3 separate regions of the Homo sapiens genome follow, and regions 2 and 3 are each linked to region 1. A link is a contact called in ENCODE Hi-C or POLR2A ChIA-PET data. All regions are on one chromosome and are shown on one strand. Each heading gives the region's core, a stretch centred on a gene start or an enhancer-like site at or near the end of the contact. The rest is flanking DNA. Distances are from core to core; before and after follow the strand shown.

Region 1 (3,368 bases), core at 93-2,592:
ATACATAATTTTTAAGTAATATGCCAACTGTCCAAATACTATGTACTGGTTTTCTTGCCTATTAATTTGATGCTTCCTTTTCATATAATTTTTCCCCATAATGAGATATCACCTTACAATAGTGAGGATGGCTGTTATCAAAAGAACAAAAGATAAAAAGTGTTGGTGAGGATGTGGAGAAATTCGAACTCTGGCGCAGATGGTGGGAATGTAAAATGGTATAGCCGCTATGGAAAACAGTAGGGAGGTTCCTCAAAAAGAGGAAAACAGAACTAATATAGGATCCAGCCATTCCACTTTTAGGTATTTATCCAAAAGAATTGAAATCATGATCTTGGAGAAATATTAACATGCTCATGTTCATTGTAGCACTGTCAAGATGAGCTAAGATGTGGAAACAACCTAAATGTTCATCAATGGGCGAATAAAGAAAATGGGTAGATACAGACAGTGGAATATTACTCGGCCTTAAAAAAAAATGAAAATCGTGCCATATGTGACAACATGGATGGACCTGAAGGACAGTATGCAAAGGGAAATAAGCCAGTCACACGAGCATTAACTGATTTTCCTACATGCAGTAAGCATCCTCTTAGTCATCTCTTCTTACTGATTCCCTGCCTCTATGGTAGCTTTTATTAAGGTGGTCGACCAAGAATGGGAATAATTATGGCTATTATTTGTTGGGCATTTATTCTGTGCCAGTCCAGGGCTATGTGGTTGACATTTCTCTTTCTAGTCCTCACGGTGGTCCCACCTGGTAAGTATGGGCATCAGTGTGACATGTGGCGGTGAGTCCAGGCTCCGGACTGCACCACATGCGTTCAGCCCTGTTTTTTTCAGTTAGCAGCTGTGAAGGCTTCTGACTCACTCCAGGCCCTAGTTTTCTTATTTGTACAAAGTGGGTACTAATAGCACACAAACTAGAGGGTTTTAGCAAGAACTAAATGAGCTAACACATGCTAAACACTTAGGACAAAGCCTGCACATAGTAAGCAATTAAAAAAATCACTTTGTATTCTACATTATACAGAAAGAGAAAGTGAGTTAGAGAGATTAAGTAACTTGTCTGTGCTGGAATTCAATCCAAGGCCTTTGACCTGTTTTATGCCAAAGCTCAATCTCTTCTCAACTATGTGGGAACATGCAGAAATAGCTTGTTGTTGTCAGAACTGGGTTTTGAATGCAGCTATTGGGTTTTGCCACACGCTAACCTGCCTTTGGGCCTAGATGGTGGTTTGTCTTGGCTGGTCGGATACGGAGGGCTGGAGGTTCCTCATTTTATCCTCTTTTACTGTACCCCTCTACGTTGGCCTTCAGGGGGCGCCATTGAGCTGTATTCGCTAGGTTCCAGGAGGAAGGACCTCAGTACAATTTGAAATTACACATGATGAAAAGAAAAACTCAAAGGCCGAAATCCAAACTGCTAAGACTTTTGTCTTTATGAAAAAACAGTTCCTGAAAAACAAAATTCCTCCCCTGGAAGAATGAGAGGACTTTTCAGAAGTCAAGGTTATTGCAATGTTTTTTTTTTTTTTTTTTTCTGTGCTCAACATATCTGTACTTAAAAAAAAAAAACAACAAACAAAAACTATAAAGTTACTTCAAAATAGAACAAAACAAAAAAGCACCAAAGACACTGAAATACAAAAACTTTGGAGACCGGAGATAATTTTCAGAACCTGCAACCTTAACCTTGTCAGGGAAGGTGTTCTAAAACCTGTCTCTCCATCCACAGAATAAAACAAATGTTTAACTCTGGTTAATGCTAACAAGGATCTAACACATCAGAGAGCATGGAAGCCCTGGAAAATAATTGCGACCAATTTTCCTTTGCTGATTTGCCAAATCTGAGGTTCCAGACGGCATGACTTCCCTGGAAGCATTCAACAGGAAAGCCCACCTGTCTCCATGGCCAGCCTTAGCCCACCTGGGGCCTTGCCACACCTACTATCTGACCTCTGGCCTAATCCCAATGCCAGCCTGTGAAGCCAGCTTCTATGTGGAACCAGTGCTCTTGGAGAATTGTCAAAGCCCTATGATGACCCTTTGTCCACAAATGGTGTACAGTCTGATCATTCTTTGTCTCTCTCTCTCCTCTCAGGCATACATTAAGTGTGGGAGAGAGCTATCCTGCTCAAAAGAGAGTGCTCCCCATTCTGACACATCTGGAAATCATCTGGCAAATGTCTTCTGACCGTCTCTGAGTGAAAAAGCCTTCGAGTGCATCAGCCCATTTCAGCTCCACAACTTTCTCTTGTGATCATCCCTGTTTTACAGGATATGGAGGGGTAAGGTGACTTCAGTGTCACCTAGCTCCTGGAGTCGCTATGTCGAGGTTCTGGCTCTTTTGATTTAAGTCCAGGAGTCTATAAATGACCAGATCTTCCACTTTTGCTGAGCAGAACCTGAGGCTGAAGCTAAAATTCACACAGCTTCATCCTTCATTGGCTGTCTCTCCTCACCTTTGCAGGGCTTCCTGGGGCTGTCCTGATAAGAGAACCTTTGCTATGATCCCCTCAAATCCCTCCCTTTGGCAAAATGATTAGGGCCTATCTGATGGAATGTGAGGTACACTCAGAAGTCCCCTCCAATCTCCCGCAGGGTCCCCGATTTTGATCTTAGCCTTCCTGGCTTCATGCTCACCACTACCTGCTGCAGCCCTGGCCAGAATCCTTCCATTCTGTAGAATGCAAACACCTTCAGAAGGGGATGGCTACTTTCATCCCTAAGGTCTTACTGTGATCTGGTTTAGAACTCTTTTCTTTGCGGAAGGGGGAAAACTAGGAGTAGGAAGCAAAAGGAGAAGGGTCAGGAAGTGCTAAGGGGAAGGGATGGGGTGCTGCCTTTCCATGTGGCTGACGGCCGAACTTGGTTCTGGGTGCATGGGTTCTGAAAGCACCCTCGATGACACAAAGTGTGTTTAAATACAGGGTGTCCTGATGTGGGATGCAAAACAACACCCACCCTCTCCCCCGGCCTACCCTCATAAGCCGAATATTAATTTTACACTCCACAAACACTTTGATGGCATCAATGCGGTATAACAGTACATTCTGTTTTCTGCCATGCAGTGTGGGTGATCACTCAGTGCTCTTCGGTAGTGATGAAAGAATCAGACTCCACTGCAGAAAACACCTCATTCTATTCTCAGAAGGTCAGTCATGAGAAATGGAGCTTTCTTTAAAACAGGCTTACAGAAAACAAAAACACGAACTTTTTAGCTTATTAACGAAAAAGCTCTCCATCTGCTTTTTTTTTTGTTGTTGTTAATAAACAGATATAGTTAATAGTTTACGGATTTTAGCTGTGGTTTTTCCTTTTTCGTTTGTTTGTGAAATGTTTTTGCTTTTCAGTTTTAAGAAGAA
Region 2 (3,086 bases), core at 566-3,065, 310 kb after region 1:
CTTAAGACCTTGCTACTCCAACTGTGCTCTGTAGATCACTAGCATCCCATTATCTGCAAAATTGATACAAAAAAATGTGAAATCCCAGGGTCCACTCCAGACAGATTGAATCAGAATCTGCATTTTATTAACAACAAATTCCACAGATAATTACACATCCATTAAAGCTTCAGAAGCACTGCTGTAAAATGCAATGCCCATAGTTGGATGGTTTCCACCAGGTGAATAGTAATATCTTTCGTGTTTGTTAAGCTTAATTATATTTTTTTTAAAAAGCTCAGATCTGGATAACTGGAAGAAGTATATAGCACAAAGCCTATTCATATTTTTTCTAGAAAAAATGTAGGTTTTAGAATAATTTCGTGATAAATCTCTCATTTCTACTTTTATTTGTTGTTGTTTTTGTTTTGTTTTGTTTTTTTGAGACGGAGTTTTGCTCTTGTTGCCCAGGCTGGAGTGCAATGGCACACTCTCGGCTCACTGCAACCTCCACCTCTTTGGTTCAAGCGTTTCTCCTGCCTCAGCCTCCTGAGAGTAGCTGGGATTACAGGCATGCGCCACCACGCCTGGCTAATTTTGTATTTTTAGTAGAGACAGGGTTTCTTCATGTTGGTCAGGCTGGTCTCAAACTCCCAACCTCAGGTGATCCACCCACCTCAGCCTCCCAAAGTGCTGGCATTACAGGCATGAGCCACCGCGCCTGGCCTTATTTCTACTTTTAAATACTACTATTTATCTATCAGCGTGCCTGAGTCCCTTAAAAGGTTTTGAGCTCTTGGAAAGTAAAGATCATATATCAATAATTCCTGTATATCCCTACAATTTTACATGGAATAACTACTTTTAAAATGCGTATTGAATAGACAATCAAACTTCTAGGTAAAAACAGATATTCTGTCTCATAAACACTGAACACTCTCTTCAAAACACAAATCATAATTCATAATTATATATTTCAGTGTCTGTTTCCTTAATGTCTTCTTCTACTAGATAATAAATTATATGAGAACAAGTCAAGGTTTGTCTCATTCACTCTTGTATTGCATTTGCCAAATTGAAGAATGTGTAACGGTAAGTTCAGGTGTTTCTAATGCTTAACTTAGCCAAATCAACAGGTGCTTTCTCCTTTGAGAAAAATCTTATTTACTTTATACAAGAATAATTATAACAATTGTCAGTTTCTGCCTGCTTCACTGCTTAGCAGATTGAAAATATCTATTACCTCCAAAAGGGGCCTAATTTGGACTTCCCTTGCTCCATCTACCTTCTCCCTCAGAAGGAAATTGTTTTCAATTCTCCATAGTAGAAACTCTCAGTTTCAAGCTCCAAGAACTATCAGTTGTTTTTTTTTCTCACTCTCAGAAGTGCCTTCCTCAAAGAAAGTCATACAGTGCCCACCCATCTGCAGCAGAGCCTCAGTCCCCCAACTTTTCTGCCACCCAACAAATAAGTGTAGCGCCCATCTGTCTGCAGCAGAGCCTCAGTCCCGCAACCTTTCTACCCCAAAACAAATAATGCATCTCCCCTTTTGTTTTTTGTTGGCACACAGCACGTCCTCCTGCCCGGGGCTTTGGTTCACACTGCTCTGGTGTGTGTGCATGAGTATATGTTGCTCTGTGTTTTGTGGTGTTTCTTTAGCAGCCTCTACCATTCTGTGGGTGTTTTCTCGATCCGAAGTGGAACCACTGAGTCTATGACACCCGCTGCTGTTTGTGCAATTCTCTGCAAAAATGGCTTCAAGTGTTACCTTGCCTGCTCCACTTCGGGGCAACCACAATGATGAACAGGCACGAACTTCTTGACGCATGCACTTCACCTCCCTGACAGGGCCCGATAAGATCAAATAGCAGGGCTGCAAGTGGTCTGACAGGCTCGTTGTGCCATGTTCAGAGAGCAGAGGTGGGTGAGCTGAAGGCCCCTGCCACACTCCTGCCACGGGGGCTTGCTTGGGCTGCAGTTAGCCCCGGGAGGGGCTGACCTCAGAGGTGGGAGGCACAGTTGAGTTTCCAGAAGAGTCGATGGGTGCATTTCAGGGGTAGAAATCAGCCTAGAAAACTTTCCTTTCTAGGGCCTAGGTTTCTTCCTTTATCTTGTCACTGTGGTTGTTTATTTCCCTCCTTGGTTATTTCTTCCCCACAAATCACTATAATAAGAACAATTTCACACGGAGTGAGCATTCACATGGAGTCAGGTTCTTTGCCAAGTCCTGTACATGTTTCCTCTAAGCCACCTCTCTGCTCTGAAAACAGTTCCCTCTCTCTGCTTCTGAGCTCATGAGGGGAGTCACTCAGGTGTCAGCATCCAAACCACAGGGAGAACTCGTTGACCGACCCCACGGCCTGGTTCGGGGGGCGGTGCATGTGGTGATATCTCTGATAGGCATTTCATGTTTTCATCTTTCATGTAATAAGGATTCCTTGTGACTCAAAGGAGAAAAGAAACCCTCGACTGGGACGGATTAGCTAGTAATCGTGTTGTGAGCAGGGATTATTAGGATCTAATCTTTATTGCAAAAGTCATATTCAGTGAACTCTGAATGGCCTGATGGTTCAACACTCACTATCAGGAGCCTGAGAACACGCAGCATGAGGATCCTGTGGAAATCATTTGTATATGGGGGCTGCTATAAGATCTAGTGTTGGTCTAGTGGCAAGGAAAAGAAAACTGACTGGATCCAGGATATGCAACAAGTCAGTGGCACAACTAGCAACGAAAGAAAGGTGCCGGGGCAAGGGAATTATTTTTTCCATAACTCTATAAAAGACACCTATTCACAAGAAGACACTACTCATTTCATTTCTTTCCAGAAAGGTGCTGAAAGGCAAAAATTACCAAGGGGCAAGCCGAGAAAGCTCTAATAGAGAAATGTCATTATGCTCCAGGTTCCTTAACTTTTAATGAAATGTTGCTGGTTCTGTTTCACAGGTAGAGAATTGAAGCCTCTCAGAGGTTAAGGAGCTTGCTCAAGGTCACTCAGCAAATAAGTTGTGGAGTTGCAAGGGGAAATGCTGCCAGTTCTGACAGTCTCATCCACACTGCCTCCTCCTGTCTGAAATGCAAAACAGGCAGATGAGGCTCCAGCTCAG
Region 3 (2,977 bases), core at 417-2,916, 390 kb after region 1:
CTGTGATTTCTTTTTTTTTTTTTGTGAGAGAGGAAGAGGAGAGGGTCTTGCTCTGTTGCACGTGCTGGAGTGCAGTGGCATGTTCACGGCTTACTATAACCTCCACCTTCTGGACTCAAGCCGTCCTCCCAGCCTCCTGAGTAGCCGGGACTACAGGCGTATGCCATCACGCCTGGCTAACTTTTGTAGTTTTTTGTAGGGACGGGGGGTTTCCCCATGTTGCCCAGGCTAACTCCAGGGCTCTAGTGATCCACCTGCATTGGCCTTCCAAAGTGCTGGGATTACCGGCATGAGCCACCACACTCGGCCGGTTTGTGGTATCTTGAACTCCTGAATTAAAGATTCATGAATATAAAGGATCCCAAATCTCTGCTTAGGGATTTTTTTTTTTTTTTTTTTTTTTTTTTTTTTGAGACGGAGTCTCGCTCTGTTGCCCAGGCTGGAGTGCAGTGGCGCTGTCTCAGCTCACTGCAAGCTCCGCCTCCCGGGTTCACACCATTCTCCTGTCTCAGCCTCCCAAGTAGCTGAGACTACAGGCACCCACGACCAAGCCCGGCTAATTTTTTGTATTTTTAGTAGAGACGGGGTTTCACTGTGTTAGCCAGGATGGTCTCGATCTCCTGACCTCATGATCCACCAGCCTCGGCCTTCGAAAGTGCTGGAATTACAGGTGTGAGCCACCGCGCCCGCCCAGGGATCTTTGTAACTGACATTAAAACGTAAATACTGATGTTCACATTAAGGAGCGTTTTGGCATATCATCATTACTAATGTATATTTTGCCCTTTGATTTGAAATCAATGAGTTGGAAAAGCATTTGTGTGTCTCACAGGGTATCTATAACAGCATGGATTAACATTTTGGGGTAAAACAAGTATGGAACAGTTTTTATGAGTTCTTTTTTCCTGTTAACTAATATTCACATCAGTGAAAACTTTGAATTCTCATCAATCTGTTTAAATTTTCTTATTATAATTAAGCACAACACATTTTCCCTTTTTTTAATTGACGTATAATAATTTTACAAGGTACATAGTGATGTTTTCATACATATCATGTATAGTGATCAGATCAGGGTAATTAGCATATTTATCATCTCAAACCTTTATTATTTCTTTGTGTTGAGAACATTTTCTTACAAACAGTTTTTCATGAGTTGGGTGGTTTTCTAGGAGAGACACTGAGTTTAGGCAGACCCGAGGAAAGTGAAATGAAAAGATCAGGGGTAGTATCTCTTGATGAGGCTGAAATACAAGCATAGTGAAAATTTAAACACAAGGCATTTTATTTCTTTCGATGATATTATAAAAAGAAAATCATGACTGAGTGATTCATAAATGAATAAACATTATTTTATTCACTTTTTTTTTTCTGTACAAAGTCCTGATTCCTGATTTTCCTATGACCTTATGTTCTTCAGCAGCACTTGTTTTTACAATTAAGAGCTAATTACTATCCTGGACCCCTGGAAACTTGTGAACTTTCCAAAGGTCATTATAACTTAGTATCGGCTAAATGCAGCTCGAGAAGGCCCAAATGAAACAAAACTTAGAAACTGTGTTCTTAATCTTGTTTATCATTAATCTGGAGACAAATGGACTTTATCTAGTTTATACGAAAACTCAGGCACTGGAGTCTGTGCACACACACACGCATGCACGTTCATGGTCAAATGTTTTGCCGAATCAGCTGAATGAAATGATTCATGGGAGGCAAACTTCTCTGTCAGCTACACATCAGATAATTGATGCTATTTATAATAGAAATGAAATAGGAGGCTAAAAACTAACAAAGAAAAGAATTCCTTGGAATTGCCGTTGTTTTCTTTGGAAGAAGGGAAGGAACCAGTGACTCAGTTTGGCAATACATTGATCTCATTAGAACAATGCCAGAGCATGGAGTAAAGCTGAATATATTGCAAATAAGTGTAACATTGAGACATATTTCACAACGGACTGTTTCCTAGCAATCAGATTCAGTATAGGGAAAGGGCTGTGACAAATTCAAACAGGGGAGAAAAGAGACCAAACACAGAATGAATCTCTTCTTCTTCTTCTTTTTTTTTTTTTTCTTTTGAGACAGAGTCTTGCTCTGTCGCCCAGGCTGGAGTGCAGTGGCGTGATCTCGGCTCACTGCAAGCTCCGCCTCTCAGGTTCACGCCATTCTCCTGCCTCAGCCTCCCAAGTAGCTGGGACTACAGGCGCCCGCCACCAGGCCCGGCTAATTTTTTTGTATTTTTAGTAGAGATGGGGAGAATGAATCTCTTCTAATCCCTTTTAACCAAACCCAAGAATCATGCCAATATTAAGAAAATGACAGAATGCTTTCCAGGTTATTAGAAATGTACTGTGAAGATGACATTTTTGTATGACTATGCAATGCAGATTATACAATATTTACTACACAATGTAGCCATAAGACTAAAAGAAAAGTTAACTATGATAATAGGTTTTATACATTAAGCACCTTTTATTGTTTTAAATATCTTATGTAATCTAAGTAAATTAATCCTCACAACAGACTTGAGAGTTTGCAGTATTACTTCTTTTGCAATTGTTGTGTAGGAGGTTTGGAGATGATAAGGATAAAAGGAAAATAATGTAATCTTTAATTCACAACACACCTGAAATGCAAGGGATGTGGTATTCCTTACAAATACCCAGATGACCATAATGAAGACACATGTATCTGAAATAACTTTGGTAGAGGAAAAAGTTGTTTCTTTGTAGATGAAAAATATTTTATAGAGACTTAAATTTTCATCCTGGGTTCATTCATTTCCAAACCTGCTTTTCCATAAAGTCTGTGAAATAGGAGACGTAGGAAGCCTCACGTCTACCGTTCAGTGTGCCTTTTGACCCCTAGTTCTCAATCCAGTGCTGGATGGGTGGGGTGTTCTGAATCAGAACCACCTACAGGAGCTTTTTCAAACCACACAGTCCCCCCATTGGCAGGAGAGATTCCATGCTCTGAGAGG

Evidence for each region. A loop is a pair of places that touch in the nucleus more often than their neighbours do. ChIA-PET counts read pairs that join two places held with the same protein, here RNA polymerase II (POLR2A). Pooled maps may share reads with other maps.
Region 2: a map of natural killer cell shows a loop between it and region 1 (9-fold over the local background). The contact joins two enhancer-like sites. A Hi-C loop is called at or near these places in 12 of 168 maps with a recorded cell type or tissue (B cell, CD4-positive, alpha-beta memory T cell, IMR-90 and 8 more), 7 of 37 single-sample maps with no recorded cell type and 17 of 50 pooled maps. POLR2A ChIA-PET finds 5 or more read pairs at or near these places in 12 of 52 experiments (AG04450, CD4-positive, alpha-beta T cell, CD4-positive, alpha-beta memory T cell and 7 more).
Region 3: a loop to region 1 is called in a pooled map, with 3 times the contacts of the local background. The contact joins two enhancer-like sites. A Hi-C loop is called at or near these places in 5 of 50 pooled maps. POLR2A ChIA-PET finds 5 or more read pairs at or near these places in 2 of 52 experiments (Panc1 and activated CD4-positive, alpha-beta T cell).

Annotation. Positions count from the first base shown.
Region 1 is chr11:128,628,510-128,631,877 of GRCh38, reverse strand. No RefSeq gene overlaps it. Among named protein-coding and RNA genes, the nearest start is that of ETS1, 43 kb to the right of the region's middle. Within about 2 kb of position 1,342, at least 12 of the 41 ENCODE cell types and tissues checked have a DNase peak (open chromatin) inside an H3K27ac peak, as active enhancers do; they include CD4-positive, alpha-beta T cell, CD8-positive, alpha-beta T cell and natural killer cell, where a contact is called at or near this core.
Region 2 is chr11:128,323,525-128,326,610 of GRCh38, reverse strand. The region is part of intron 1 of LOC124902787 (a long non-coding RNA gene); the gene reads left to right. Among named protein-coding and RNA genes, the nearest start is that of LINC02098, 120 kb to the right of the region's middle. RefSeq lists an enhancer at 1,253-2,387. Within about 2 kb of position 1,815, at least 6 of the 41 ENCODE cell types and tissues checked have a DNase peak (open chromatin) inside an H3K27ac peak, as active enhancers do; they include CD4-positive, alpha-beta T cell, CD8-positive, alpha-beta T cell and natural killer cell, where a contact is called at or near this core.
Region 3 is chr11:128,239,545-128,242,521 of GRCh38, reverse strand. LINC02098 (long intergenic non-protein coding RNA 2098) reads right to left here. Exons shown (of 4, transcript NR_146647.1): 4 at 1,081-1,244. Among named protein-coding and RNA genes, the nearest start is that of LINC02098, 32 kb to the right of the region's middle. Within about 2 kb of position 1,666, at least 2 of the 41 ENCODE cell types and tissues checked have a DNase peak (open chromatin) inside an H3K27ac peak, as active enhancers do.